Linked DNA regions of Homo sapiens: region 2 is linked to region 1. A link is an interaction called in ENCODE POLR2A ChIA-PET data of the cell type or tissue named here. Cell type or tissue: Panc1. All regions are shown on one strand. Each heading gives the region's core, and the rest is flanking DNA. Links, peaks and the distances in the headings are about the cores only. Region 1 overlaps PPM1B (protein phosphatase, Mg2+/Mn2+ dependent 1B). Region 2 holds the start of LOC124907757 (a long non-coding RNA gene).

The links. ChIA-PET counts read pairs that join two places held together with the same protein. Peaks named below come from ENCODE experiments on the same cell type or tissue, not always from the same donor. Only the 100,000 strongest peaks of a DNase experiment are listed, where the experiment ranks them.
Region 2: POLR2A ChIA-PET joins it to region 1 with 23 read pairs; 4 of 35 experiments call an interaction of 5 or more read pairs at or near these places.

The regions. Positions count from the first base shown.
Region 1 is chr2:44,189,932-44,206,407 of GRCh38, forward strand. It overlaps PPM1B (protein phosphatase, Mg2+/Mn2+ dependent 1B), which reads left to right. Exons shown (of 6, transcript NM_002706.6): 2 at 11,255-12,114. The coding sequence starts at 11,269. Among named protein-coding and RNA genes, the nearest start is that of PPM1B, 29 kb to the left of the region's middle. In Panc1, for the core only: no CTCF peak of the experiment used is centred there; no DNase peak of the experiment used is centred there.
Region 2 is chr2:44,098,202-44,114,677 of GRCh38, forward strand. It overlaps LOC124907757 (a long non-coding RNA gene), which reads left to right and starts at 9,136. Exons shown (of 2, transcript XR_007086300.1): 1 at 9,136-9,265; 2 at 9,471-10,144. RefSeq lists an enhancer at 9,091-9,140. In Panc1, for the core only: no CTCF peak of the experiment used is centred there; no DNase peak of the experiment used is centred there.

The DNA of each region.
Region 1 (16,476 bases), core at 13,680-16,179:
GCATGTTGGGAGGGATTAGAGATAAATGGCTTTGTTCCACCTGTCTTGAACTAGAAACACTTTTATCATGTGGATTATATCGTGTGAATGTGAATGTTTTCATTACAAAAATATTTCACAAAAGATTAAGCTACCATTGGGCATTGTGGACAGATCATTATTTGATACTAGTAGAGTGGACAGATCATTATTTGATACTAGTAGAGAAATTTGAGTTTATTTGATTTTTTTTTTTTTTTTTTTTGAGACCGTCTTGCCCTGTTGCCCAGGCTGGAGTGCAATGGCCCAATCTCAGCTCACTGCAACCTCTGCCCCCAGGTTCAAGCAAGTCTCCTGCCTCAGCCTCTCGAGTAGCTGGGACTATAGGTGCCCGCCACCACATCCAGCTAGTTTTTTTGTGTATTTTTAGTAGAGATGGAGTTTCACCATGTTGGCCAGGCTGGTCTCAAACTCTTGAAGTCACGTGATCTGCCCGTCTCAGCCTCCCAAAGTGTTGGGATTACAGGCGTGAGCCACTGTGCCTGGCCAAGTATATTTGATTTTGAGAAAATATTGAAACTTACTCTCATGTCTTTTTTTCCTGTATCACTTTTTGAAGCTTTTCTCCCCTTTGCTTGTTCTTACTTTTTAAGGCATTTTTTTCCATTTCTTTTGAAAGTAATTTTAAAGAACTCTAAAAAAATTTAGTAGGCAGATACATTTAAATGAGTTGATCTTTTATTTGTAAGCGTTAGACCAGGCGTCTGTTAAAACAGAAGTGACATTTATTTTGGCTAAACAGTTTCTGTTCTACATATGTGTTTACATTGCATTTTCACACTCCATAAATTGAACAGCGCAAGTACCCATATTTTTGTTGACTAAGTTTTACTGTAATATTTATCAAGGAAATGGGTATTTAATGACCATTTAATAATAAAATAAATTGTACAATTATTGTGTTGAAATAAGATTTTACTGAGACATGAACTGTTGTTATATCAGTGTGTGCAGCTTATTTGAATAGTCTTGCAGCATGAACATTTTTGCTTCTTAACATAAGGATCCATGTTCTCATCACTAAGATTTAACAGACATTAACATTTTGCTGTTTGCTTCAAATTGATCTCAGAGGCATGTTAACCAACTTTAAATATTGCCACTTCACTATTTCCCTAGAAGTAAGTACTATCAAGTTGGTCTTAGTAGTTTTAGTGTTTATACAACTCAAGCATGTTTTTAAATACTTTTGCCACATATTCATGTATGTAAACTAATCTGTTGCTTTGTAAATTTTATTTGTTTTTGTTTTTGTTTTTTTGACACGGAGTCTCGTTCTGTTGCCCAGGCTGGAGTGCAGTGGAGTGATCTCGGCTCACTGCAACCTCTGCATCCCAGGTTCAAGCTATTCTCCTGCCTCAGCCTGCCGAACAGCTGAGATTACAGGTGCCCGCCACTATGCCTGGTTAATTTTTTTCTATTTTTAGTAGAGATGGGGTTTCACCATGTTGGCCAGGCTGGTGTCGAACTCCTGACCTTATGATTCGCCTGCCTCAGCCTCCCAAAGTGCTGGGATTACAGGCGTGAGCCACCGCTCCCAGCTTCTGCTTTGTAAGTTTTATAACTTTGCATAATGGCATCACACTGTATGTATCATTTTCCAGCTACTTTGTTTTGATTTACTCATGGTGATACAAGTTAATGTAGTCTATACTTTTAAATTCTGTAGAGATTTACATTGTATCAGCATTATTGTATGCTTCTGCTTGTATATATGTGAAAATTTCTCTGGGTGGATACTCTATAACCAACAATTCTCCAGGAAATTATATGCATTTTTATTCTACCAAATATCACTCTGGAGATTTCTCATGCTGTTTGGGTTCCTAATTCTTTATGTGTGACTTATTTTTTCCCCTTTTTTCCCTCTGGGAAATGTTAGGTTTTATCTTTATCACCAGTGTTTTGAAATTTCAGTTGCTTTTTGTGTCTCTGTATGTGTGTGTGGTTGGTTCTACTTTCAGTCCTGACACTTAGGGTGTTTAGTTCTCTTTCCTTTTCTTGTTCTTTCTCTAATAGCTGTTAGTTTCAGGACTGATCCTGCAGCTTTCTTAGTTTTATTCTTTACTACTTTGAGTCTGTTTGGTTTTTGTGAAGGGGAGGGGTCTGGGGGATTTTACTTTTGATTTTTTTTTTTTCAGTTTGATTTTCTAAACTTTTATTGACAATTTTCTGTCATTTTAATTATTTTTATTTTATGTTATGTTATGTTATGTTATGGTATTGTATTGTATTGTATTGTATTGTATTGTATTGTATTGTATTGAGATGGAGTTTCGCTCTGTCGCCCAGGCTGGAGTGCAGTGGCACGATCTCGGCTCACTGCAACCTCCATCTCCTGGATTCAAGCGATTTTCCTGTCTCAGCCTCCCGAGTAGCTGGGATTACAGCCCACAAACCATGCCCGGCTAATTTTTGTATTTTCAGTAGAGATGGGGTTTCGCCATGTTGGCCAGGGTGGTCTCAAACTCCTGACCTCAGGTGATTTGCCTGCCTCGGCCTCCCAAAGTACTGGGATTACAGGTGTGAGTCACTGTGCCTGGCCTGTCATTTTTATTTTTAAAATGTTTTCTTTAACTTGACATTATAATCTTACATATGTATTAGGTATAAAATGATGTTATAACATATGTATGCAGTGTAAAATGATTGAATCAAGCTAATGAACATATCTATCACCTTACATAATTATTATTTATTTCACCTGTCTAACCACAACTTTCTATCCTTTGACCAACATCTCCCCATTTTGCACCACCCTCCCAGCCTCTGGTAACTACCATTCTACTCTCTGCTTCTATGAGTTTGATTGTTTTAGATGTCACATGCAAGTGAGAATATACAATATTTGTCTTTCTATTCCTGGCTTCTTTTACTTAGCATAATATCCTCCAGGTTCATCCATGTTGTTGTAAATGACAGAATTTCCTTCTTTTTTTAAGGCTGAACAGTATTCCATTGTGTATATATACACCACATTTTCTTTATCCATTCATTCATTGATGGACACTTAGGTTGATTGCATAACTTGGTTTTGGTAAATAATGCCACAGTGAACATGGGAGTGCCGATACTTCTTCCACATACTGAATTCAGTTCCTTAGGGTTATATACCCAGAAGTGGGATTGCTGGATCATATGGTAATTCTGGTTTTAGTTTTTTGAGGAATAGATAGTTGTCCAGAATTACTGTAATAATTTACATAACCACCATCAGTGTACAAAGGTTCACTTTTCTCCATATCCTTACCAATACCTGTTATCTTTTCCTAATAGCCATTCTGACAGGTGTGAGATGATATGTCATTGTGCCTTTAATTTGCATTTCCCTGATGATTAGTGAGGTTGAGCATTTTTTCACATATCTATTGGCCATTTGTATGCCATTTTAATTTCAAAAAGCACTTTTCTTTCCTCTGAATTTTTTTATTTTGAAAAAAATTTTTTTAGAGACATGTTGTCACTCTGTTACCCAGGCTGAAGTACAGTGGCCCATCACTACAGTCTTGAACTCCTGGGCTAAGGCAGTCCTCCCGCTGTAGCTTCCCTAGTAGCTAGGACTACATGTGCTTGCTACTGTACCCAGCTAATTAAAATTTTTTTTCTTTTTTTTTTTTTTTTTTTTGAGAGACAGAGTCTCGCTCCATTGCCCAGGCTGGAGTGCAGTGCTACGATCTCAGCTCACTGTAACCTCTGTCTCTCAGGTTCAAGTGATCCTGCTGCTTCAGCCCCCCAGTAGCTGGGATTACAGGCACGTGCCACCATGCCCGGCTAATTTTTGTAATTTTAGTAGAGATGGGGTTTTACCGTGTTGGCCAGGCTGGTCTCGAACTCCTGACGTAAGGTGATCCACCCGCCTCGGCCTCCCACAGTGCTGGGATTACAGGCGTGAGCCACTGTGCCCAGCATAAAAAATTTTTTTTTATAGAGACAGAGTCTCACTTTGTTGTCCAGGCTGGTCTCGAGCTACTGGCCTCAAGCAATCCTCCTACCTTGAACTCCCAAAGCCCTGGGGTTGCAGGCATGAACTACTGCATCACCCAGCCTGGTTTTGTTTATTTGTTTGTTTGTTTGTTTGTTTTTAATATCTTTTTGGTTCATGAATAGAATACTTTTTTATTTCTCTTAAGGATTTTTTTTTCCCTAGTCCTTGCATGGTTTTTTCCTTCTGATTCCTTTTTCTTTGTTTGATTTATTTTGCTTTTCATGTTGTATGTTTCCTTTCAGTATCTGGTAATCTTTGGATAGCTCCTCATATTTAAGTGTAACCCTGACAGCCTTGACAGGGATGTCATTTGATAGGCCTCGCTGTGGGATGATTGTGGAGACCAAGCATTTTATGGAGTATTCCTGTGTGTAAGTAATCTGTGGGTACTTTCTCTGGGACTAGTGAATTTCCTCAGAGAGCAATAGAGCTGTTGCCTGCTTGTGGTTTCCTTGATTTCTGGGAGTTGGTAAAGAAGGCTGAGCAGGCCGGGCGTGTTGGCTCATGCCTGTAATCCCAGCACTTTGGGAGGCCGAGGCGGGCGGATCACGATGTCAGGAGATCGAGACCTTCCTAGCTAACACGGTGAAACCCCGTCTCTACTAAAAATAGAAAAAATTAGCCAGGCGTGGTGGCGGGCGCCTGTAGTCCCAGCTACTTGGGAGGCTGAGGCAGGAGAATGGTGTGAACCTGGGAGGCGGAGCTTGCAGTGAGCCGAGATCGCGCTACTGCACTCCAGCCTGGGCGACAGAGGAAGACTCCATCTCAAAAAAAAGAAGAAGGCTGAGCAGGCTGAGCATATCAGCATTCATTATGCAAATTTATAGTTTATATCACTGGTTTTCTGTAAGGCTTCTTGCTCTGGTCCTCAGCTAAATCTGCTGTCTCTAAACCCAGAGTCTCTATAGTTCACTCTTTGCAAGATAGACCTCCAGTCTTTTGCTTTTTTTTTTTTTTTTTTGAGACGGAATCTTACTCTGTCACCCAGGCTGGAGTGCGGTGGCGCAATCACTGCAGCCTCCACCTCTCAGGTTCAAGTGATCTTCCTGCTTCAGCCTCCTAAGTAGCTGGGATGACAGGCGCTTGCCACCACACCAGGGCTAATTTTTGTATTTTTAGTAGAGACAGGGTTTCACCATATTGGCCAGGCTGATCTCAAACTCCTGACCTCAGGTGATCTGCCCGTCTCGGCCTCCCAAAGTGCTGGGATTACAGGCGTGAGCCACCCCACCTGGCCTTTTCTTTCTTTCTTTTTTTTTTTTTCAAGAGACAGGGACTCACTGTGTCGCTCAGGCTAGAGTATAGTGGCATGATCATAGTTCACTACAGCCTCAATCTCTTGGGCTCAAGTGATCCTCCTGCCTCAGCCTCCCAAGTAGCTGGTGCTGCAGGCATACGCCACCATGCTAGGCTAATATTTTTCCCCAATTTTTTTTGGTAGAGATAGGGTCTTGCTATGTTGCCCAGGCGGTCTTGAACTCCTGGCCTCCAGTGATCCTCCCAGCTAGGCGTCCCAAAGTGCTTGGATTCCAGGCATGAGCCACCATGCCCAGCCCAGACATGTATTAAAACTACCAAACAGGCCAGGTGTGGTGGCTCACACCTGTAATTCCAGCACTTTTGATGTGGGAGGATTGCTGGACGCCAGGAGTTCAAGGCTGCAGTGGGCTATGATTGTACCACTGCACTCCAACATGGGTGACAGAGCAAGATCCTGTCTCTAAAAATAAAAAATACATGTCTGCAACCTATTTAGTAATCTTCTCCTTTGAGTGGTGGGGTCTACGTTCCTTTGTCTTCAATCTGAACAAGACTTAGTGACTTTCTTGTAACCAATAATGCAGCAGAAGTGACTTCTGAGGGTGGGTCAGAAAATACCATGTAGCTCTGCCTGGGAAACCAGGTGACATGTAAGAAGCCTGACCGTGTTGAAATCCTCAAACTGGAGAGGCCACATACAGAAGATACTCCTTGGGACAGTCTCAGCTAAATTCCTAGCCAGCATCCCTCATCAGCTGCCTATCATGTTAAGTGAGCTTTCAGGTGACCTTCTCCCCAGCCAGTATTTGTATGCAGTAATATGAGAAAACCCAAGTGAGAACTGTCCACTTGAACCCTTACAATTAATGAGCCAATACTGATACATTGTTAACTAAAGCCCATAAAGCCCATTCTTTATTTGCATTTTCTTAGTTTTAACCTAATGTCCTTTTTCTATCCAAGATCCCATTAAGGATGTACCACGTTACATTTAGTCATCATGTCTCCTTAGGCCCCTGTTGGCTGTGGCAGTTTCTCAGGCTTTCCTTGTTTTTTATCGCCTTGAAAATTTTGAGGAGTACTGGTCAGATATTTTGTAGGATATCCTTCTATTGGAGTTTCTCTAATGCTTTTCTTATGATTAGACTGGGGTTATTATGGATTTTGTTTTGGAGGAAGACCACTGAGGTAAAGTGCCTTTCTCATTAGATTATGCCAAGAATATAAACCGTTGATGTCAAGTTTGATTACCTGGCTGAGGTAGTGTTTGTCAGATTTCTCCACTGTAGAGTTATTCTCTCCCTCGTTTTCATTTTGTACTTTTTGAAAAGAAAATAACTGCCCAATCCACCCTTATGGGGTGGGAAGTTGTGCTTGACCTATTTGAAGGTGGAAGATCTACATAAACTGTCTGGCATTCTTCTGCATTAAAGGTTTGTCTGGTATCCCCATTCATTTACGTATTCAGTCCTTTATTTTTATCAGCAAAGACTCATGAATGTTTGTACTATGGGTTATAATCCAATATTACGTTATTTTGTTGCTCAGATTGTTTATCCATTAAAAAAGAAAATGATCTGTCATAGACCAAGAGTGGTTATAACATCTCAGAAATAGAATCACTGGATCGGAATTTCCAATTATTATATAATCTTGGTATTTTTAGGATACATTTCTAAGCCACCTTAGCATGTTTGGCAAAATCACAGGTGGAGAGATTTTCCATAGCCAGTCTACCTTGCTTGTACTACACTGTACTTGGAATGACTTAACTGAGGCTTACCTTTTAGTTTTCATTTTTTAAATAAACTTTTAATGTTGAAATAATTTCAGATTTACAGAAAAGTTTGCAAAGGTAGTACAGAGTCTTCCCCATCTACCCCCTACCCAGTTTCCACTAACGTTAACTTTTTTTTTGAGACAGGGTCTTGCTGTGTCACCTGTCATACCACTGGAGTGCAGTGGTATAATCAGGGCTCACTGCAGCCTCAACCTCCCAGGCTCAGGAGATCTCCCACCCCAGCCTCCTGAGTAACCCAGGCTACAGCCGTGCGCCACCATGTCTGGCTAATTTTTAATTTTTTGTAGAAATGGAGTCTCATTATGTTGTCCAGGCTGATCTCGAACTCCTGGGCCCAAGTGATTCTCCTACCTTGGCCTCCCAAAGTGTTGAGATTACAGGCATGAGCTACCACACTTGGCCACTAATGTTAACTTTTTGCATTTACTGTAGTGCGTTTATCAAAAACTAAAAAAAACTAACATTACTCTTCTGTTAACTAAACTCTAGTCTTTGGATTTCACCAGTTTTTCTAGTAATTCTGTTTATCTGTGTCAGTATCCAGTCAGGGATATGACATTGAGTTGCCTTTTGAGCCCCTGAACATTTATATAACTATTATTTATTTTTTAAAAGGAAGAAAAAAGCTTGCGATACATTAGCCACTGAAGCCCAGAGTTTGAGAATGCAAGATTTAGGCTAGTCTTAATAGGTTCGATTTCTGATTAGCCACTTAGTTGTGTTGTCTGGATACCCTAGGTATCCCAGTTTTCTCAAGGTAAAATGAGAATATAAATAGTGCTAACCTTACTAAGTTGTTATTAGAATTAAATGATATAGTGTATATCAGTATCTTAGTGTAGTGCCTGACATATAGAACTCATTAAAAAATGAGGCATTGTTATCGCTATTTATGTTACTTTTCTAGTCGAAAGAGCAACTTACTAGCCTTCAGAAACCTTTGGGAAAAATTTTATCCATGAGCCTGAAGCATCCCTAACACCACCGCATTTTCTTTGATAGGAAGCAGATGGGATTGACAGATTGTGCTGTTCTTAAGCCACGCTTGCCAATGTCCATGTGCCCCCTCTAAAAAAGTGTGCCAAGTGCAGTAAGGAGGAGAATTTTGAAGTATTTGGTCGTCTTTTCTTGAAGTTTTATGATTTTTTGTTTGTTTGTTTTTGAGACGGAGTCTTGCTCTGTTGCCCAGGCTAGAGTACAGTGGCACGATCCCGGCTCACCACAACCTCTGCCTCCCAGGTTCAAGCAATTCTCCTGTCTCAGCCCCCCGAGTAGCTGGGATCACAGGCACCCACCACCATGCCCGGCCAATTTTTGTATTTTTAATAGAGACGAGGTTTCACCATGTTGACCAGGCTGGTCTCAAACTCTTTGCCTCAAGTGATCCGCCCGCCTCAGCCTCCCAAAGTGTTGGGATTACAGGCATGAGCCACCGCACCCAGCCTGAAGATTTTTTATTAAAGGTTTCCCTGATAATTGTTTGCTTTTTTGATATTTGTTTTTCTAAAGAGTAGAATTTAAATAAGTTAATGTTTGTGAAGCATTTAAGACAGAGCCTACCACAGAACAGGCACTACAGAAGTATTTGCTTGTTCCTTGGTCCCTCAAATAAGATAAAAGCGTAACATAATGTGCCTCTGTTACAAAAATGAAACGAAATAATAAGAGGTACGAGGGCCATTAACTCTCTCAGATTACTTCCCTGGTTGTCTCTGCAGGGGCTTGGTTTCGGACCAGACCTATGTGCAGTCTGCCCCATCATGCTCTTAAGACTGTTGAAGATTCTTACTTTTGGTCATAGGGCTGGTAAAAGTGCAGGTAGTGTCTGGCATTTGTAATTACTAGGGAATAAAGGGAGAATGAATTAGTTTAAGCAGTTTTTTCACTACGTATTTTGCAGTTGAAAATTTCATTACAATCACAAGTATCCCATATATGGCTACTAGGAAGAAATGGTCATGGCCGGGCGTGGTGGCTCATGCCTGTGATCCTAGCACTTTGGGAGGCCGAGGTGGGCAGATCACAAGGTCAGGAGTTCAAGACCAATCTGGCCAACATAGTGAAACCCCATCTCTACTAAAAATACAAAAAATTAGCTGGGTATGGTGGCGCGTGCCTGTAACCCCAGCTACCCGGGAGGCTGAGGCAGGAGAGTGGTGTGAACCTGGGAGGCGGAGGTTGCAGTGAGCCGAGATTGTGCCGTTGCACTCCAGCCTGGGCGATAAAGCGAGATTCCATCTCAAAAAAAAAAAAGAGCCGGGTGTGGTGGCACGTGCCTGTAGATCTCAAAAAAAAAAAAAATAAAAATAAAAAAAAAAAAAATTGAGCCAGGTATGGTGGCACGTGCCTGTAGTCCCAGCTACTTGGGTGGCTGAAGCAGGAGAATGGCTTGTGAACCTGGGAGGCAGAGGTTACAGTGAGATGGCACCATTCAACAGAGTGAGACTGTATCCCCTCACCCCCCAAAAAAGAAAGAAAAGTGATTTAGTAAATACAGCCAACAATTCTGTTTCATTTGCATTTAAGTATCTTTTAAAGTTGCCTTTCAGATGAAATAGCCTATACAAGCAAGCATATAAAAATGTACTTAGAACTAGGCTTTAAAATCATTGTATCACAGAGAATTAAACCAGCATGTTCAAAAGTAATCAAGCATATTCTGTTACATTGCTCTCAGTACAAAATATGACATTCTACTGATAGAATGAAAAATAATTTTTACATGATTTTAATCTTATCCTTTCAGGACTCTTTTTCTATAAATACATTTGTAATTTATTAATACAGTATCACATATAACCCAGGAAAATTATAAAACTGGTATGTAACTTATAAATATTTACATATATATATCGAGTGGTTCATCAGATTTTTTTAAATGGCGATATGTAATTTTATTGTAAAGTTCAATAATGATCATACCTGGAAAAAATCTCACAAAGATACGTAGACCCAAATGGAGGTAAATTGATCTAGACCAGTGTCTCTCAAAACTTTAAATCACCAGCATGCTTTTTTGATGATTCCATCTAAGATCTATTGAAAAAAATCCTTAGGTGTGGGAATAGGGCTATGGAGTCTGCATTTTGAGCAGATATAACAGCAAACATTTTATGGTGTTTATTGTGTTTTAAGTGCTGTTTTAAGCACTTTACATTGACTCATTCTTCACAGCAGCCCTATGAGGTATAGGTACAGGTGACTAAGAAATTTGCCCAAGGTCACCTAGTTAGAGTGTAGGGTTAGCATTGTATGTAGAAAACATACCAGAGAATTCTTTTGCATACTTTTGGGAACCATTACTCTAAGTCTAATCTAAGTCATTTGAAATTGGGAAAGCTTTATTCTATAAAATAGTAAAGTTGGGTAGGCGGGGAGAGGGTGATGCATAGTAGTACTTTCCAATTCTAAGGATTTTAAGTCTTTGTCAGTCAACACTGGGTAGCTACTTCATGGATTTTAAGTTCAGCAAAGTGAAGTCCATTTTTTAGCACCATGTTAAAGGTATGTTTTTAACAGAATCAAAGTAATGATAAGGTTTTCAGTTTTATAGATATATAGTAAAAGTGATAAAACCAAATGTGTGTAGAATGGAGATTTTTATGTTTTAATTGAATTTTGGGGTTGTCTTTAGGTTCACTGGGAGGAGAAATCTTGATTTCAATACTTGCTTTTGAAAGTCTTCTAAAGTATATTAGTATACCTTCCTACCTTGATTTATTGAACAAGATGACTCACTGTTTTGAATATTCTCATTGTCCAGTCTTCTGTAAACTTACATGTCGAACCCTAGACTCACCTTGTAAATTAAATCAGAATGAAATTATTAATGAAGTTTTATTTCTTGTTTTTTCCTTTCTCCTAGAACAGTGGTCTCAACGTGGCTGCACATACAAGTCACCAGAGAGGCTTTTAAAAGATGATATCTGTGTCCCATCCCTAGGGATTCTGATTTAATTGGTCTGATTATTCTTACGCGCTAGGGCTGAGAAACCACTGTTCTGTAGGATGTAGGGGAGGAAATTTCTTGGGCTTTTGTTGTTGCTCCCGTAAATTAGGATAATACTAAAAAAAATACTTGAGGTAGGAGTTACTAGACTATAGAGGGAATATTGTACATACATTTTCTGTCAAATTTAAACATTTAACACCTGCATTTTTTATTTCAGATTTATTGCTAAACATGGGTGCATTTTTGGATAAACCCAAAACTGAAAAACATAATGCTCATGGTGCTGGGAATGGTTTACGTTATGGCCTGAGCAGCATGCAAGGATGGAGAGTGGAAATGGAAGATGCACACACAGCTGTTGTAGGTATTCCTCACGGCTTGGAAGACTGGTCATTTTTTGCAGTTTATGATGGTCATGCTGGATCCCGAGTGGCAAATTACTGCTCAACACATTTATTAGAACACATCACTACTAACGAAGACTTTAGGGCAGCTGGAAAATCAGGATCTGCTCTTGAGCTTTCAGTGGAAAATGTTAAGAATGGTATCAGAACTGGATTTTTGAAAATTGATGAATACATGCGTAACTTTTCAGACCTCAGAAACGGGATGGACAGGAGTGGTTCAACTGCAGTGGGAGTTATGATTTCACCTAAGCATATCTACTTTATCAACTGTGGTGATTCACGTGCTGTTCTGTATAGGAATGGACAAGTCTGCTTTTCTACCCAGGATCACAAACCTTGCAATCCAAGGGAAAAGGAGCGAATCCAAAATGCAGGAGGCAGCGTGATGATACAACGTGTTAATGGTTCATTAGCAGTATCTCGTGCTCTGGGGGACTATGATTACAAGTGTGTTGATGGCAAGGGCCCAACAGAACAACTTGTTTCTCCAGAGCCTGAGGTTTATGAAATTTTAAGAGCAGAAGAGGATGAATTTATCATCTTGGCTTGTGATGGGATCTGGGATGTTATGAGTAATGAGGAGCTCTGTGAATATGTTAAATCTAGGCTTGAGGTATCTGATGACCTGGAAAATGTGTGCAATTGGGTAGTGGACACTTGTTTACACAAGGTATGTAAACTTTTTTGTCATTAAAATAACATGTTAATTTTGAAAAGTTACGGTAGGTAAAGTTAAGCTAACTTAAAATTTTAAAACTTTTAATATTTTCACAGAAGCTGTATATTTTGAAGTACTTTACCAGAAATGAAACCATTGTTTTCTTTGCCATCCTTGTTTGTCCCAGCCTTCTAATTTGAAAATTAAGCTTGATAAATTTGAGGCATTTGTTGTCATTTAAGTACTTCATAGCTTGTTGCTGTAGCAAAAGCATTTACACAGAGTGACTTTTTCTTGACATTGGCAGTAACCATCTTATGCCTGATTATGAAGCAGCTTGATAAAATATGTATATAGTAGAATTCTGTACTAGATATTACTAAAAGATCAAGAGCCATGTGAAATATTGGAAGATGTACTAGATGCCTAGCCTGTATAAAATTTAGTCCTGAGCCTCCTAGCAGTGAAGACAAAAACTGAAATAAAAATATGGGTTGTATATTTCTCATTGTCTTCTAAAAGCAGCTCTTATCTGGCAATACAATCTAAAAAGGATTTACATGTGGCTCTCTAAGTAATACATGACTTGGATAGTATCTTTTGTAGAAGATAAAATTCTTTTCATATAGATGTTTTTATTATTTCTGATTAAAAACCAAAGGCTTCTATAAAACATAATCTTGTGAAAAATTCCTGTGGAACACTAAAGTTTATTTAGATTTGTAATTTTGTATGAATCATTGCTTGATACAGTAATAGAAAAAAAGTCCAGAGTAATAGATAATTGGCAATCCTTTGAATATCTTTAAAATACTCAGTTGTTTCAAGTGGGTTTTTGACAGCATCTATATATAATTCAATTAAAATTTGAGTTATCTGGCCAGTGTCTGGAGTGTGTAAGTATTTGACTGAAAAGATACCAAGGTAAAACTGACCTTTAGTTACATGAAATAAATAAAGGGTTTGACTTATTTATTCTGTCTAGATTAGAACCACTGTATCTCCCTACTCCAAAATGTACTGTGGAAGGTATGGGCATAACCAGAAAGTTTTTCAGAAAGGATCTCTGGGTCTCTGGAAATGCCCAGATTTTGGTTAAATACCGATTTCTTTTTAATAGAATGGAAAGAGGCAGTTTTAAAAACAGAAGATTTAAAGGCCGTTCTTGTCAGTGGACAGCCTTTTTCTGAAAGGATTTTAATGATGGTACCTCTAGCTCCTCTGATTTTTATTTTTAACACACTGTATCTTTTTACTTCTGGATGAGTTAAGTAAAGAAGTATTGATGGTTGTCAGTGATCAAATAGTAAGTGGGTCTAAAATTATGTATTTGTCTTTGAACTCTAAATGAAGCAATTCTGACCTGTAGATTTTTGAGACAAGCATAGGCATATGTTTGTTGCCTGACTAGCTAATGAAAACAGCATTTTCCCCAATTATAAAAAAAAGGTATATACTTACTATTGGAAAAAAAATCCAGATGATGAAGAAAATATAGAGAAACACCCAAAATTTTGCCATCCACCCTAAGTCAGCTACTTTCATTGTTGTGGTGTATATTGTTCCAGTCTTTTCTGCCTGCCTGTGAGTGTGTGTATTTTTATAAAACCGAGATGATTATACTTGTTATTCTACAGCCTGCCTTTTCCAACAATATATTGTAGAGAGATCTCCATGCCTATAAGTATTGATCTGTATCATTTTTCTTGGCTGCGTAGTATTTTATTGAAAGAATGAGGTTGTGAGGGAATAGCCAAAAAATCTATTAGGTCTGTAATTTGGACTAAGGAAAGAAGTTTGTGTTAGTAGATTAACTCACTTATCCATTGAAAGGATGCTAGTTTTTGAGAATTTTGACTCGACCCTTCTGAATGAGGTTTAAATATTTCTGGTGGTATATCTTCACTTGCTAGCTTTTATCAATTTAGAGTGATTAAATGTTCATGTTGATGGTGTTAAAAGATTCTAGATGGCATCCTAGAATCTCAGAAATGAGGAATGATAATAACAGACAAGAAGTTGGGGCCCATGATTCATTCAATGTTAATGGAAGCTGACCATCATAGTTCCTTCTAATGGAGCTGCATTCAAATTGAAATCAGTTTGGAGGTTTGAATTGAAACAAAACAGACTTAAAATTATTTTTGAACCTTTGAAAGTTACTTATGGAAACCTTCATTTCTGTTTAACTTCGTAATTTTGTCTTTCCATTTATTTGTATTGTAAAAGCAAGGGTTAGCAATAAGATCAAATATAATTACTTTGAATTTACTCAGAAAAATTGTAAGTTAAAAATTCATGGAAAGCACTTAGCGATTGCACAGTAGTTACCTGCTGTAAGAGGAGAGGAAACATTAATAAGTAGATGTTTCCCTGATAAGAGATTTAAATGAAGTCCTAGTTTTTTCTAACACCTCCATCACTTGTCATACTTTCATAATTTATAAGCACTTTTATCTTAACTCATTAAATCTTGGGAGGTTATCATAATCATAATCGTGGTAGTATTAGTAAATTATTGCTTTCTGTAAGCCAAACACTATTCTAAATACTTTACATATTTTAACTCATGTAATTTTCACAACCATATGAGGTAGTTAAGATGACGAGGTCAGGAGATCGAGACCATCCTGGCTAACGCAGTGAAACCCCGTCTCTATTAAAAAATAGAAAAAATCGGCCGGGCGTTGTGGTGGGCGCTTGTAGTCCCAGCTACTCAGGAGGCTGAGGCAGGAGAATGACTTGAACCCGGGAGGCAGAGCTTGCAGTGAGCCGAGATCACGCCACTGCACTCCAGTCTGGGTGACAGAGCGAGACTCCGTCTCAAAAAAAAAAAAAAAAAAAAAAAAAAGATAAGCATTTTTCAGGGTTGCCAGTTAATATTAATCTGTAAGTGTTGTATGACTGTGGTCAGGTATTATCCTATTTAAATTAGGTATTTAACTCGAGGGGAGAATGGGAGCTAAGAAAGCAACCCTCCCATTTTATTTGCAATGCTGGCATTTATGGTGTTTACTGCCAACTAATTTCGGGTTGCTTAAAATATGTAACTGCCACGTGCATAGCTTTTCATAACTTGTAAATGATACATACTTATTAATCCTCATAGTAACTTTCTGAGGTGAACAAAATAAAAAGTTTTTTTAATTTGCAAGTAAGGAAATGGAGGTTGTTTGATATTAAAAGATATCCATAAGTCATATACTTGGTGAGTATTGAGGCTGAGACTAGTTTTCTGACTCAAGTTTAGTATTTTTGTTAACAATATTTCCCAGAAGGGCCTGATAAAATAAAGAAGAGTGGGTGTGGGTGTGGGTGTGGGTGTGTGTGTGTGTGTGTGTGTGTGTAAGTGTCTGTCTGTTTCGGTTTTCATGGTCTGAGAAATTTTTCCCCAAGGGAAACATTAAGACTAAATTTTTTTTGTAACAAATACAGAGATGTTTGAAGTAAAGTGATTCCCCTTGATGTTTCTGCTTTCCAGTCTCATCTCACTTAGGGAACCACTGCTCATGGTTTGCTGTATATCTTTCCAAATGGTTCTCTGTGATTATTGATAGAAATGTATAAACGTAAAATAGGATTTTTTCTTTTTTTGTATTTTATAGAAAAAGATCATGCTATGTTTGTTACTTTGTCACCTGTTTTGTTTTTCTTAAATTATAAAAGTCGGTATTCTTTTAAATTGTTCTTTTAAAACATTATTTGATTTTCCAAAATTTCATTTATATACCATCTACCAGAAGCCTATTTATTTTAAAACATGAGATAGTACCTCATAGTTGGATAAAATTGAGGGAAATTATCATTTTCCAAAGGCAACATCATTCTATATTAATTTATATAACATAGAAAATGTAACCCCCTCAATAATTGTTTAGTTCTAAACTCAGGAGAATTGCTTGAACCTGGGATGCAGAGGTTGCAGTGAGCTGAGATCGCGCCATTGCACTCCAGCCTGGGCGACAGAGTGAGACTCCGTGTCAAAAAAACAAAAACAAACAAAAAACTGTATCAGATTGTTTTCTGTTTAAGTTTAGATGCCCTTATTTATGGCAGGGGCACTGGCGTCTTTGATCTGGTACTATGATTATTAAGAGTGTTAACTGCTGTGCTGTTGTAAAAAGTAAAAAGAACATGTAATAATCAATTTTTATATGCAGAGCTAATTTCTTTAGTTATCCAAACTGGATTTAGAAAAAAAAATGTTTTATTTATGGACTTAGTGAAAACTTTATACTGATTATACAAGGATGTTTTGTCTCTAAAAAACAATGGCACAAAGGAAAGGACCTTTTCTGTTGCTGTATAACAGCTACTGAAACATATTCATACTTGGTGTTTAGGGGAAAGCCATCTTTACATAGAAATAGAAGC
Region 2 (16,476 bases), core at 9,379-11,878, 96 kb before region 1:
ACAGAGAAGGCTTCCACCCACCCCAAGGCTTCATCAGTTTCAGCCTCAGCCTTAACATCGCATGGGGCCTGACATCCTGTTCTGTGGGCTGTGAAGTCAGTCATGCTGAATCGGGCCACAACCCTGCAACAAAAGGGAGGGAGAGTAAACAGGGAGAATCCTGCCCACTTAGGGTATAGGACTTGGGCTGGAAGGAACGAACCCAATCCCAGAGACTGGCCTCCAACAGAACTTGGCCTATTCAAGATGTGGTACCCAAAGGGCAAAGAAAGCTTTGGACAAACAGTGATATTAGGGGGTCCTATTTGGATGGTGGTGTATAGCAGGGAGGGATTCCAGGCGGCAGCAATAAGGCAGGAATTAAATGCAGCAGAGTTGTGGTTCTGGAAGAGCTGAACACTCATGGAGTATATTGGCAAGTAGATGAGGGCACAGAGAGAAATATGTTTTTTGTTTTTAGTTTTTGAGACAGTCTCATTCTGTTGCCCAGGCTGGAGTACAGTGGTGCGATCTCGGCTCACTGCAACCTCTGCCTCCCAGGTTCAAGCTATTCTCCTACCTCAACCTCCCAAGTAGGTGGGATTACAGGCGCCGGCCACCACACCAAGCTAATTTTTGTATTTTTAGTAGAGACGAGGTTTCACCATGTTGGCCAGGCTGCTCTTGAACTCCTGACTTCAAGTGATCCGCCTGCCTTGGCCTCCCAAAGTGCTAGGATTACAGGCGTGAGTCACCACGCCTGGCCGAAATATGTGTTCTTTAAGGAAAAGAAACTGGCAAGAACAAGGCAGGGTATCAGGGCCATGAATAAGTAAGCAGGGGATCAAAATAGCCTTCAAGCTCTGGAGGGAAAGTGGGGCCCCTTGGAGCAGTCATTATAGATGCAGCGCTGCTCATCCTGCCTACTCTGCCTGAGTGCCTCATTACATCGTTGAAGTCAGTGACCTCCAGGATAACTGCCTTTTTTTAGATCTCCAGTCTAGGCCCTTTCCTGGACTTCAGCCCTTCATATCCAGCTGCCCACTGGGCCCTTTCACTTACATGTCCAAAGAAACTCACTCGTTTTTTCCAACCTGCTCCTCTTCCTATACTCTTTATTTTTTTATTTTTTTATTTTTTTTTTTGAGACGGAGTTTCGCTCTGTCACCCACGCTGGAGTGCAATGGCGCGATCTCAGCTCACTGCAGCCTCCACCTCCCAGGTTCAAGCAATTCTCCTGCCTCAGCCTCCCGAGTAGCTGGGATTACAGGCGTGCACCACCATGCCCGGCCAATTTTGTATTTTTAGTGGAGATGGGGTTTCACCATGTTGGTCAGGCTGGTCTCAAACTCCTGACCTCAGATGATCCACCTGCTTCGGCCTCATGAAGTGCTAGGATTACAGGTGTGAGCCACCGCACCCGGCTACTCTTAAGAGAAGCAGTCATTCTTGTCTCTTCCTTCTTCACACCCACTATATTTAGTCTTTGGTCAATTTCAGTTGCTTTGGCCTCCTAAACTGCTCCTACTTCCATTCCCTCTCTGCTATTTCAGTACTAATGTCTTCATTCCAGTCACCATTACCTCTCACCAGAATTTGCACTACAACCTCTTAACTATTCTCCCTGCCTCTAGTGGTGCATGCCCTTTGCCAGTCCTTCCTCCTCAATGCAATCCCAGTTTGATGTCTCTTTTGCTCATACTCCTTCACTGCTACCCATTGTCCCCAGGATAAAGTGCAAAACATATTAGTATAACTTAAATGCTCATGACCTGCCCCTCTTGCCTGTCCATCTTCACCTCTTGTCCCTTCCTACACCCTCCACTTCATTGTCCAGCCATGTCATTGTCTAGTAGGTCCCTGAAGAGCCTTGAAGTCTCCACAGCTGTGCACCTGGGGTTCTCACTGTTTTCATCTGGGCAACTTTTACTCATCTTGTGGGATTCCATGCAAAGGATTATCTTCCCCAGGAACCCTTCTCTGGATAGGGCACCTCCTACATGCTCCCATACCTGCTCAGTCTCCCTCTGACCTCATGCCTGTGTCTATCTCCCTGACTAGACCGGGAACACTTTGAGGTAGAAACCGGGTTTGTTTTTTTTTTGCTGAGGAGCAGTTCTGCAATGGCGAGATGATGGCCTTCGGAATCAACCAGATCTGTGTTTGAAAACCAAATGTAGGTTAACACTCCCTGGGCATGAGTATCATCTCAGGATCTCTGTCTCATTAACTATGAAATAATAGCACTTCCTCCTAAGCAGTTGTCAGGATTAAATGTGGTAATAACACAAAGCACTTGGCATTGAGCCTGACACATCGTAGATGCTCAATATCGTTGGATGAAAAAGTTCAGGAGGAGAAGCTCCAAATAGGCTTATGGGCTTGTGGTCAGTCATGAGAGAGGCTTATGTGAGTCACCGTGGCCTTGGCCAGCAAGGCAGAGAGACAGCAGAGCTGGGTGGAGTTGAGGTCAGAGCCTTTGTCTAGGGAGGAAATGCTAACTGAGCAGGAGCCAGGCAGCAACCAAGACTGATGAAGAGCAAGACAGGGAAGACAGAAAGTTAATGCAGGAGGCCTCGGTGAGATTGCATGGCAGCATCTGGCTGGGCCCTTACTGAAGGTTCATGGCCCAGCTCAAAAGGGCAGGCTTGCCAAATGCTTTAAGCCAGCACTGGGCATTAGGAAGCACATTCTCACCCTCAGTCTTGAAGCTTTGGCCAACACTCTTGCCTGATCCCCATCTCCAGAGGTTTGGCTTCAGGTGCTCTAAGGTAGGCCCAGGATCGGGCATTTTTAGAAGCTCTTCAGAGAATTCACGTGCATTGAAGGCTAAGAATCATCACTCTAGAGTGAAGGCAGCCCTGTACAGATTGGGGAAGGAAGCACCACATCTCAAAGGCTACATGGTCACTGGGTTTGCCCCTGGGCCTCTAGGCTGTTTTCACTGATGATAACTGAGGGGATCAAGAGTGGAAGGTGGCTGCTACTCACTCACCTACCCTGGTGAGGACTAGCTTAGCTAGATCAAGTGTGAGGGAGCAGAGGAAGACAGAGAAGAAACAACGAGGCTGGGATGAATGCACATCCTTCCTTATCTCAGAATCCCAGCCTGCCTGCCCAGCCCCTCCCCAGAGGAGATCAGTTGCTCTTTGAGAGGTAGGAAATCCTTTGGGAGGTGATGGGATGGAGAAACACCTTCTCTTCCTTTGTATTTATTCCAGTGGTAGAGGGGGAGGCCAACGGGAAGTTGCTTTTACTTCTCCTGGGGAATAGCTCAGAGATAGCAGTTTAGAACTCAAGGCCATTCAGATAATTTAAAGAATTTTTTAAGATAAGAAATGAATCCCCAGCCAGATGCAGTGTACTCTTAGTTTGAAGAGGTCATAAAACAGAATGAGAACAAAGTCTTATTAGAAAATTAGAATCAACTGACATTTATTTGAAAAATGCCTACTTCTCTGCTCTGTGGATTTCTACAATCTGTGTATCTGCTCTTTTCAAAAGTAATCCAGAAGATACATATATTATAGTTCACAAGGAACAGACCCACGAAGAAGTGGCATCGCAAAGCGACTTTCAGTAAAACTATCCTTTATTCGACCACCTTGGTTCTCACTAGACCCTGCAAATGTTTGATCATGCAAACATGATCAAGCATCATTGATCATGGGTCTATGCAATTCAAGCAGTCTCTTTCTTAATCCCAGCATAGAAAAGATGAAAAGAATAGCCATGAATCAGTAAGAAGTACAAGTGGGCCCGGCACGGTGGCTGACGCCTGTAATCTCAGCACTTTGGGAGGCTGAGCGGGTGGATCACAAGGTCAGGAGTTCAAGAACAGTGTGGCCAAGATGGTGAAACCCCATCTCTACTAAAAATACAAAAATTAGCCAGGTGTGGTGGTGGGCGCCTGTAATCCTGTCTACTCGGGAGGCTGAGGCAGAGAAGTGCTTGAACCCAGGAGGCGGAAGTTGTAGTGAGCAGAGACCACACCACTGCACTCCAGCCTAGGCGACAGAGCAAGACTCCATCTCAAAAATAAATAAACAAATAAGAAGTACAAGTGGGCTGGACATGGTGGCTCACACCTGCAATCTTAGCACTTTGGAAGGCCAAGGCAGGAAAATCACCTGAGCCCAGGAGTTCAAGACCAGCCTGGGTAACATAGCGAGACCCCATCTCTACAAAAAAATTTTTTAAATTAGCCAGATGTGATGGCGCACACCTGTGGTCCCAGCTACTTGGGAGGCTGAGGTGTGCAGATTGCTTGGGCCCGAGGGGTTGAGGCTGCAATTGTGCCACTGCACTCTGCCTGGGCAACAGAGTGAGACCCTGTATCAAAGAAAAAAAGAAGAAGAAGAAGTACAAGTGGCATCCCCTCCCATCAGCCGTCAGTGCAGAGGCAAAGCCCTGAGCGGGAGAGCACATGAAATAAAAAGTAACACAAGGCATGAGGTCTACTTGTTTCTAACTTCTATGTGTGTTTCTATCTCCCCAGCCCCCTACCCTCAACACCCTTCACCGATGTGCACCTATATAAACACCTATTCCTCTTACCACCTTACACTAAAATCCCTTCTATACAAGAACTATAGCTTTGTGTCAACAAAGCATTGCACCCCTATGCCAAAAACAAACAAACAAACAAAAAACCTTAGAAATGTTGTCATGTGGTTCGTAATCTTCCTGGAACTTACCTAATTGTAAAAAGACCCGAAAATAAAAGGACTTCTGTTCCCTATGGGCAGAGAAGTGACGTAGACTATTTTATAGTTCAATCATCTCTTCCTTTCTGGAAATTAACAGCTCGAGTCTCTATTGATTTAACATGCTGTCCCTGTGATACAGTGGGGGGTTCACACAAGTAATGAGGACAGGCCGTTCTGTGATTATTGAATCCTTCTTGTTCTTTGTTTTGTAATTTTCTCTACATGATAACAACTCCAATACATGGAATAATCTACTAAAGGGAACGAGACCAACATCTGCATGTCCTCTTGTATTTTGAAGATATAGACTGAAACATACTGTAGAAATAAGGAGATTTCAGTCTGTGTCATTGCATTGTGCTTCTGAACCACAGATATTCTTGTGAAAGAGCAGGCTCTGCAATACATTAGGACAATAAGCAAGTGCCTGGGCAGGAAATAGAGGGAGGAATGAATATACTCCTTGATTTTCTTTCCTGGGTCTCTGACTCTTTGTTTCAGAGTACTCTGAGGCTGTGTTTGCTGGGGATGATATCAACTTGCTGTGGGTAGAAATTATGACGGTGGCCTAAATTAGGCACCATGACTTCAGTGTTGGGATGAAGCGGAGGAGGGAGGAGAGGAGGCCAGAGCTGCTGTTTAAAGTACACTAAATGGAGTAACTGTCAGGATCGATCAGTTACTTTGTACCAAATTGAATCTTCAGGGATGATTCTTCCCTTTGTTTTGAGGAAGGAAGAAGCAAAGTCCTTTATTCCTCATGATTTTAAGGACAAGGGAAAGTCTTCCAAATTGTGAGAGGGGAGAAAATAAAAAGAGAAGCCTCGTTACCCTGACTACTTAGCAAATGTTCAATGAGCATCTTCTATGTGCGGAAGCCTGAGCTGGCAATGCAGGAGAAGCCCTGTCTCTGCTGTGGAACGGGGAATCGTGTGGGTGGAGAGGTCACCATGACATCCTGGCTTGTACCATGTTTGGACAGTGTTTCAGTCTCACACACTATTACAAGTCAGTAAAATTGGCTTCCGCAATCCTCCTCCCCACGCTTACCTTGTCTGGGGTCATCCCTGTGTGGTCTTCAGGTTTTGCCCCATTGCCTCCCAACCTGGACCCTCCCCTTTCATTTTCCCCTCCCTGAGTGCACCATCATTCTTTCTCTCACTTAAATGCTGCATGGGGCAGTGGAAAGAACATCGGTCTGCCCTCACTGGCTAAACTTTGATAAGTCGTTTCATTTCTTTGAGGTTCAATATTTCCTGTAAATAACAATAGCAACACTTGTGAGGATTACATGAAATAATGATTGTGAAATTCATTATAGCTAACCTTTTTTTCACTTTTAAAAAAATAGGCCGGGCGCAGTGGCTCACGCCTGTAATCCCAGAGCTTTGGGAGGCTGAGGTGGGTAGATCACTTGAGGTCAGGAGTTTGAGACCAGCCTGGTCAACATGGTGAAACCCAGTCTCTACTAAAAGTACAAAAATTAGCCGGGCATGGTGGTATGAACCTGTGAGCCCGGGTACTTGGGAGGCTGAGGCACGAGAATCGTTTGAACCCGGGAGGCGGAGTCTGTGGTGAGCCAAATGCCACTGCACTCCAGCCTGGGTGACAGAGTAAGACTCTGTCTCAAAAAAAAAAATTATATATATAGAGAGAGAGACTGAGAGAGAGAGAGAGAGAGAGAGAGAGACTCTGGTCTCCAACTTCTGAGCTCAAGTGATCCTCCCACCTTGGCCTCCCAAAGTGCTGGGATTACAGGCATGAACCACTGCACCAGGCCATGATAGTTAATCTTTACAGAAGATTTGGCACATGCAGACATCATGCTGAATGCTCGGTGTACAATATCCCATGTCATCCTCCCAACAGTCAGTAATGCAGGCATTCTCTTCCTCATTTACAGGGAGGAAACTGAGGCTGAGACTCAGTAACTTTCTCAAGTCACACAGCCAGTTTGTGGAAGTGTCAAGATTGAATCAGTTTGTGTCTTATTCCAAAGTCCATGCTAGTAACCACAATACCACACTGCCTCTGTAAATGACCCTGTAAAATGTTATGTCAACAGAAGATAATTTTTACTAGAATCACAGCTAACACATAGTACCATTCCTTTGTAGACAAATTTGAATGTACCAAAGATCACATCATTTACAGATTTTTTTTAAATTCAGGGCAATTAATTTACATACAACCACAGGCTTGTACAGGTGAAAGGGACCTTTGAGATGATCTAGGCTTGTGGTTTTCAAATTTTGCTTCTCAGAGGCCACATATCAAGCTCGGCTTTGATCTGTTTTAGAATGCAGTGTTATTTGTAAGCAGCATTTTGTCTGAAGAATGGTTCTATAGCTTATTCTTTTCTAATCCACACTATTGTTATACAGTGGCCTTTTTTGTGGCATTTTACTGAAGTCTTTAAAGACAAAAAGAGGCCCAAGTTTTCCTGACTTCTGATCCAGGAGTCTCTCCATTCCTCAGCCCTATCTCTTGACACACTGTGTCCAATGCAGTAAAGCATTGAGAATATTAAAAATTAATAATCAAGAAGGACTTTTGGAAAGAAATCTCTCTCTCTCTTTTTTTTTTTTTTTTTTGAGACAGAGTTTCACTCTTGTTGCCCAGGCTAGAGTGCAGTGGCGTGATCTCGGCTCATCGCAACCTCTGCCTCCCTGGTCCTTGTTGAAGCAGTTCTCCGCCTCAGCCTCCTGAGTAGCTGGGATTACAGGCACGCGCCACCATGCCCAGCTAATTTTTGTATTTTTAGTAGAGACGGGGTTTCACCATGTTGGCCAGGCTGGTCTCGGACTCCTGACCTCGTGATCCGCCCGCTTCAGCCTCCCAAAGTGCTGAGATTACAGGCGTGAGCCACCGCACCTGGCCCGGAAAGAAATATCTTAAGAGAGCAAATAGGTCTTGCTGATCTAAGTAAAGGCAATGTAAGTCTCAACCACAAGAAAATGAGGCATGGTAATGGGAATAAGAAAAAAAGATTCTGAGGAGGCTTGGAAATGATGGCAGCAACGAGTATTATGGAAGTTGTGTCCTATGAGAATAAACAGAAAAATACCATTTTGTTACAGGAAAGGGGTCCAGGTACAGACCCCAGGAGAGGGTCCTTGGATCTCGCTGAAGAAAGAATTCAGGGCGAGTCCACAGAGTAAATTGAAAGCAAGTTTATTAAGAAAGTAGAGGAATAAAAGAATGGCTACTCCAAAGGCAGAGGGCTGCTGGTTGCCCATTTTTACGGTTATTTCTTGATTATATGCTAAACAAGGGGTGGATTATTTATGCCTCCCCTTTTCAGACAATACAAGGTAATTTCCTGATGTAGCCATGGCATTTGTAAACCGTAATGGCACTGGTAGGAGTGTAGCAGTGAAGACGACCAGAGGTTACTCTGTGGCCATCTTGGTTTTGGTGGGTTTTAGCCAGCTTCTTTACTGTAACCAGTTTTATCAGCAAGGCCTTTTTGTTGTTGTTGAGGAGGAGTCTCCCTCTTGTTGCCCAGGCTGGAGTGCAGTGGCGCAATCTCGGCTCACTGCAACCTCTGCCTCCAGGGTTCAAGCCATTCTCCTGCCTCAGCCTCCTGACTAGCTGGGATTACAGGCACCGGCCACCAAGCCCTGTTAACTTTTTGTATTTTTAGTAGAGATGGGGTTTCATCATGTTGGTCAGGCTGGTCTCAAACTCCTGGCCTCAGGTGGTCCACCCACCTCGGCCTCCCAAAGTGCTAAGATTACAGGCGTGAGCCACCACGCCCGGCCTATCAGCAAGGTCTTTATGACCTGTATCTTGTGCTGACTAAGTCCTGTGACTTAGAATGCTTTAACCATCTGGGAACGCAGCCAATTGGTCTCAGCCTCGTTTCACTCAGCCCCTATTCAAGATGCAGTTGCTCTGGTTCAAACGCCTCTGACAATTTCATGAGGTCTTTAGGTTCATCCATTCATTCCACCATCATTTATAAACCGTCTGCTGTATGCCAGGCACTGTCGTAGGCAGAGGGACCAAAAGGTGAATAAAACAGTGTCCCTGGCCGGGCACGGTGGCTCTCACCTGTAATCCCAGCACTTTGGGAGGCTGAGGTGGGCGGATCACCTAAGCTCAGGAGTTTGAGACCAGCCTGGCCAACATGGTGAAACCCTGTCTCTACTAAAAATACCAAAAATTAGCCGGGGATCGTGGCAGGCACCTGTAATCTCAGCTACTCAGGAGGCTGAGACAGGAGAATCACTTGAATCCAGGAGGCAGAGGTTGCAGTGAGCCGAGGTCGTGCCATTACACTCTGTTGCCTAGGCAACAAGAGCGAAACTCTGTCTGAAACAAACAAACAAAAAAACAAAAAACAAAACAGTGTCCCTGAGCTCACAAATGGGTGTAGGGTTGGCCATGAGGCTGAGGGGTTGTGCAGTAAAACCAATGATAGGGATCTACAAAGAATCTTAGAGGTACTTAGAGAAGGAACAGATGTTCCTTCTCTCTCATCCAGCCATTAGTGGGGAGAGGTGGTGGTCAGGAAACACTTCCTGGAAGACAGAACACCTGAGAGAATTCAAAATGAGAGGAGATCCACGTGGGTGAGTAGCCTTGTTTTGGCCTTAGGTAGAACAGAATTTAGTTTCTACTTTCTCTGATGAGGCAGAGACGGGCAAGATGGCAAGTCTTCTTGACTGTAAGTCACAAACTGATAAACCCAAACCACATTGTCTCAGGGCAATTGCTAACTAGAATTTCTGCTTTCAATTACTAAAAATAGTTTCTTCTAATAATTTTTTCTCACAGAGATGAAAACAGCTATTCCTCAGAGTCAGAGCTGGGGAGTATCTTCCTCAGTGATCACTTAGATTTTAGCCCCTTTGGATGGCTTCTAAATAAGTGTATGCTGTGGTAGCTACACTACATATCTATGGGATGCTTGCAAGAATACAAAAATGAACTTTACTAGTTATGAGAGACTACATTGCTGAAGCCAATGGACTCTAAAGTACAGTGGTTCAAACCCAATAGAAGATTATCACACATAAAGCAGGGTGAATATTCCAAGTCAGCTGCAACGGTCTTCCGCATGGAAAATCAGGACTGCGAGCTCCTCCATCTGAGATTCAGCTTTCCTAAGGTCTTGATGTCTCTTTGGTCCAGTTAAAGGAAGTGGGGTGGGGAAGGAAGGTGTGGACACTTTCTTAAAGGGCTACGCTAGGGACTGGTACACCATATTTCTCCTTATATTTTGTTGGCAAAAATTAATCACATGGCCACAGACAGCTGCAAGAGCTGCTGGGAAAGTTAGTTCCAGGTTGCGCAACTGCTTCCAGTCATAACTCTATTTCTATGGACGAGGAAGATCTTGGTGAGCAGCTATTGTCTTACTCACAAAAGCTGAGAGAAAGAAAATGGATAAAATGGATAGCCACAGAAAATCTAAGTTAAGTCACTAATAAAAATGCCTCTCTGCTCCAGAATGTTTTATTATTATTTGCTTGGTAATATAAATACCTGACCAGAAATACCCTTCTTAAAAGCTTCAGATACAAGCCCATCCATATATGAGCAACAACCAGGTGATTATATATTGTTCATTAGTTAAAACCCTGGTTCCTTTTTTTTTAATTCCATGAATCTGATAATGAGATAGTATTCACAGCAGGAAGTCATGGGAAGCTGTCAGATTTTTCTAATCAGAGCAATTTAAAAACATAAATATTTTTCAATGCCTTTCCTACACTAAATATTTTGGGGTAATAGTTTTAAAAAACACTGTCATAAATAGATATATTTATATACATACACACACAATTAAGACCGAAATACAAGTGATGTAACTCAGTAATATTACTGATTGCTAAAGGGGTTGTTCAGGAAAAAATGTAGGTCAGAAGGCATGGTGAAAGGAAGATTAGTGCAAAGCCTGAGCTATGGGTAAAATGTTGATAGGTATAACGGATGGGGATATAGATTGGATGTTTGTCCCCCCTTCAAATCTCATGTTGAGATGTGATCCCCAATATTGGAGGTGGGGCCTGGTGGGAGGTGATCGGATCACAGGGGCGGATCCCTCATGAATGGTTTAGCACCATCCTTTTGGTGATAAGTGAGTTCTTACTCTGAGTTAATGAGATACCTGGTTGTTTAAAAAGTGTGTGGCACCATCCCCCTCAACTCTCTGTTGCTACCACTCTCACCATGTGAGACATCACTTCTCCCCTTCACCTTCCGCCATGATCAGAATCTTCCTGAGACCGTCACCAGAAGCCAAGCAGATGTTGGTGCCATGCTTGTACAGCCTGCAGAATTGTGAGCCAATTAAACCGCTTTTCTTTATTAATTATCCAGTCTCAGTATTCCTTTATGGTAACACCAGAATGGCCTAACATGAATGGGAAGTCATTACATGTATCAGAGTTTCAGAAGCAGATGAGAACAAAACATATGCAGGGCAGAGGGGAGATCATCATCATGAATGCAGAAGTTGATAACAGTGACTCATTATGATGGAGATTTTCCATGAATGAGATGAGGGTCGGAGAACAGGAGTTAACCTTCTATTCCCTAGGTGAAGATGAGGCAAAAAGTAGTATGTGTAGCTTAAAAACAGACCGATGACATTCTGTTACTGTCTTCATTGAAACATTATGAAACATCAGTTTAAATATGTTATATTTAATCATTTATTGAAAATGTTTGCTGGGCATGGTGGCTCATGCCTGTTATCCCAGCACTTTGGGAGGCCAAGGTGGGCAGATTACTTGAAGTCAGGCATTCCAGACCAGCCTGGGCAACATGGTGTAACTCTGTCTCTACTAAAATAACAAAAACTAGCCAGACAGGGTGGCACGTGCCTGTAGTCCCAGCTACTCAGGAGGCTGAGGCAGGAGAATAGCTTGAACTCGGGAGGCGGAGGTTGCAGTGAGCTAAGATCACACCACTGCACTCCAGCCTGGGCAACAGAGCGAGACTCCATAAAAAAAAAAAAAAAAAAAAAAAAAAGAAAGGAAGGAAGGAGGAAAGAAGAAAGAAAGAAAGAAATGAAAAGAAAAGAAGAAAAAAAAGTTTGACTTAAAAAAATTTTTTAGCCTGGGATAGATTTCAGGTTTGAAGCACCTGAAACAATTTTCAGATGAAAAATAAGATTCTGGCCGGGCAAGGTGGCTCACGCCTGTAATCCCAGCATTTTGGGAGACAGAGGAGGACCGATCACAAGGCCAGGAGTTCGAGACCAGTCTGACCAACATGATGAAACCCTGTCTCTACTAAAAATACAAAAATTAGTCAGGCATGGAGGCGCGCACCTATAATCCCAGCTACTTGGGAGGCTGGGGCAGGAGAATCGCTTGAACCCGGGAGGCGGAGGTTGCAGTGAGCGAAGATCATACCACTGCACTCTAGCCTGGGTGACAGGGCGAGACTCCATCTCAAAAAAAAAAAAAAAAAGAAGATTCCATTTAGTATAAGTGTGACTGATGTGATGTACTTAGTAAAAGGCCAATAAATAATTGTTATTTAATTGATAAACATTGACAAGCACCTTAAGATAGATTCATAGAATCTATGTAGTAGGCAGAATTTTAAAAGTAGCCACTAAGATTCCTATCCCCTGGCTCTTCAACCAAACACAAATCTAGGCAATGCTATGAAGCAATTTTGCAGGGATAATTACAGTCCCAAGTTAGTTGACTTTAAGATATGGAGGCAGTGAGTTATCTCTGGCTGAGAGCAAAAGATGATGTCGGAGAGATCGACAAGGCATGAGAAGAACTTATTGGGCTATTCCTGACTTTGAAGATAGAGCAGACCACATGAAAAAGAATGTGGATGGCCTTTAGAAGCAGCAAGTGGCCTCTGAGTGGCAGCCACCAAGGAAACAAAACCTCAGTTGCAAGGAACTAGATGCTACCAACAACCTGAATGGAGTTGGAAGATTCTTTCTGAAAGCTTCCACATAAGAGCCCAGTCTGGCCAACACTTTGATTTCAGCCTTGTGAGACTCTAAGCAGAGAGCCCGGTTGAGCCCCTCCAGACTTCTGACCCTCAGAACTATGAGCTAATATGTAAATGTTGCTTTGAGCTGCTAAGCATGTGGCGATTTGTTATATAGCAGTAGAAAACTAATACACATAGATATGTGAATGAGATTCAAGCAGATGGCCAGATGTGGTGGCTCACACCTGTAATCCCAGCGCTTTGGAAGGTCAAGGCAGGGGCATCACTTGAGGCCAGGAGTTCGAGACCAGCCTGGCCAACATGGTGAAACCCTGTCTCTACTAAAAATACAAAAATTAGCCAGGTGTGGTGGTGGGAGCTTGTAATCCCAGCTACTGGGGAGCCTGAGGAAAGAAAATCACTTGAACCCAAGAGGCAGAGGCTACAGTGAGCTGAGATTGCACCAGTGCACTCCAGCCTGGGCGACAGAGCAAGACTCTGTCTCAAAAAACAAACAAACAAAAAAACAAATTTAAGCACAGTGTGGTGGCTCACGCCTGTAATCCCAGCACTTTGGGAAGCTGAGGTCAGCTGATCACTTGAGACCAGCATGGGCAACATGGCGAAACTCCATTCTCTACAAAAAATACAAAAATTAGCCAGGTGTGGTGGCACATGCCTGTAATCCCAGCTGCCCAGGAGGCTGAGGCGGGAGAATCACTTGAGTCCAGGAGGTGAAGGTTACAGTGAGCCAAGATCATGCCACTGCACTCCAGCCTGGTGACAGAGCCAGACCCTGTTAAAATAAATAAATAAATATATATATATATATATATATATATATATATATAGTACAATCTCTGCTTATTTTATATATATATAATTTATATAATATAATATAATATATAATTATAATATATAACATAATATATATTATATAATATAATATATAAATATGTATATTTATATATATATAAATTATATATATATATATATATAAAAATAAGCAGAGATTGTACAATTCAAGACCCAGTTTTAATCTTCCATGAAATCCTTCCTGATCACCCCAGAGTGATCCTTTTTTCCTCTCTACTTTTACAGGACTTAGTTTTTTATCATTCTGGAATCAGATATCACAAATTACCTGGTACTTTGTGTACCTAACTTGTTTTATCCCCCCAGATGATGAGCTCCTTGATGGCAAGAATCAAGTCTTTGCAATTTCTGCTTCTAAGAGTTCGAGATTATAGGAGGAGGTGGTATGCAAGCCAGATTTTCAAGAATTTTCTATCAAAAAATACAAATGAAATGTTCTTGAGGATGAGCAAATGGCTATTGATTTCTCTCAATAAATAAGAACCTGAGACAATACTCAGTTGCTAAGATCAATGTTAAAGATCTGTGAGTGCTAGCCTGACCAGGGTACTATTGCTACATAATGGGCAAACCAGAATGACTGGTTTGACTCATAAAGGTATAATTGAGACCCTCCTCCATTTATGAGTCTGTTTTATTCTTAGTGCCAGTTATTACTCCATAACCATGCTTTCACCCTGTTCCTGTTTGCTGCTGAAGCTGTGATCCTGGCAGGGCATTAAAGCCTGGCTTGCAAATTCTAATGTTTTTTTCTTAGGTAATCATGTGAAAACAGTCCTACCAGCCTCTAGATGCAATATCATTTATTTCCAAGAAGCTCCTTAATTCACATCTTTTTGATGCACATCTATTATAAGTGGATTTCATCCATGTACTTTTATGCATAAGCCACTAATGCAAATAATTTAAATATTTTTAATGTCCACATGTTATAAACTGGTAGACTGATTCTGTAAAGGATTGGCAATGCACTCACATAGTTCTGGAAGGAGTGTGAGAGCCTTCTTGGGACAGATAATTCATTTCTTCTTCCTTCCCCCATGGGTAGCAAAGGAAAAATTATCCCTTTTGAGGAAACCTGCAGTGATAGAGCGAGTGAGGGAGTGATCAGACAATCCCTGAAACAGAATATTTTGCTTGGGATCAGTGGGTTTGTGTGTGTGTGTTTGCTTTTTGTCTTTTTTTTTTTTTTTTTTTTTTTTTTTTGATACAGGGTCTCACTCTGTCACCCAGCCTGGAGTGCAGTGGTGCAATCTCAGCTCACTGCAACCTCCAACTCCCAGGTTCAAGCGATTCTTCTGCCTCAGCCCCCCAAATAGCTGGAATTACAGGTGTGTGCCATCACACCTGGCTAATTTTTGTATTTTTAGTAGAGATGGGGTTTGGCCATGTTGGTCAGGCTGGTCTAGAGCTCCTGACCTCAGGTGATCTGCCCGCGTCGACCTCCCAAAGTGCTGGGATTACAGGTGTAAGCCACTGCACCTGGCCAGGGACCAGTGTTTAACCTGAGGTTAGAATGCCTGGCCAGGTGTGGTGGCTCACGCCTGTAATCCTAGCACTGTGGGAGGCCCAGGTGGGCAGATAACCTAAGGTCAGGAGTTTGAGACCAGCCTGGCTAACATGGTGAAACCCCGTCTCTACTAATACACAAAAATTAGCTGGGCTTGGTGGCGTGTGCCTGTAATCCCAGCTACCCAGGAGGCTGAGGCAGGAGAATCGCTAGAAACCGGGAAGTGGAGGCTGCAGTGAGCCGAGACCGGGCCACTGCACTCCAGCCTGAGCAACAGAGCGAGACTCCATCTCACAAAAAAAAAAAAAAAAAAAGCCTGATTTTAGGAAACTGTCATGGCATTCAATGGTGACTGGACCTGGTAAGTTTAGGAACAAAATCAAATGTGGTTTTCTTTTTCTTTTTTCAGTTAAAAAAAGATTTTAAGATTTGCCAGCAATATTTTTACTGGATCCTCAGCCTCAAGTACCCTACAATTGTTCTTCTACTTTTAGACTAATCTATTCACCCCTTTTCCCGTTTTGCAGTAATTCAGAAAGTATCTTAAAGTCCTACTCAGTCCCTTCCACCACTGCCATATTCAAGTACGTATTGAACAAATCCAGGATATTCTACCTCCAAAATATCTTTCTTTCTTTCTTTTTTATTATTTATTTTTTTGAGATGGAGTTTTGCTCTTGTTGCCCAGGCTGAAGTGCAATGGCACAAACTCGGCTCACCACAGCCTCCATCTCCACCTCCCGTGTTCAAGCGATTCTCCTGCCTCAGCCTCCCGAGTAGCTGGGATTGTAGGCACGCGCCGCCACCATGCCCAGCTAATTTTGTGTTTTTAGTAGAGACAGGGTTTCTCCATGTTGGTCAGGCTGGTCTTGAACTCCCCACCTCAGGTGATCCGCCCGCCTCAGCCTCCCAAACTGTTGGGATTACAAGCGTGAGCCACCGCGCCCAGCCTCTCAAAATATCTTTCAAAATCATTCTCATGTCTCCATCTTCATCCCCCTCCTTTGGTTAAGATCTCCAGTCTCCTGGCCTTTCTTCCCTGCAAACTTGAGCTGAAATGATTTTTCTAAAACATCAACCTAGTCATAACTCTCACTGTTTTGCTTAAAATCCTCCATATCATTTCCATCAGGGTATACTTTAAACTCATGAGCTAGACAGACCATGCCTTTGCCTGCTTTGCCAACTTTAACTCCTGTCTTCTCCCCCTTCTTTTGCTTCAGTATTTCTCAAAGTATAGTCTTTGGACCATCCCCAAAAGAATTGCCACTTATTAAAATTACAGATTTGGCCAGGAGCAGTGGCTCATGCCTGTACTCCCAGCACTTTGGGACGGGGAGGCCGGTGGATCTCTTGAGCTCAGGAATTCAAGACCAACCTGAGCAACATAGTGAGACCTCATCCCTACAAAAAAATTTAAAAATTACTCAGGTGGGGTGGCATGCACCTGTGGTCCTAGCTACTCAGGAGGCTGAGGCGGAAGAT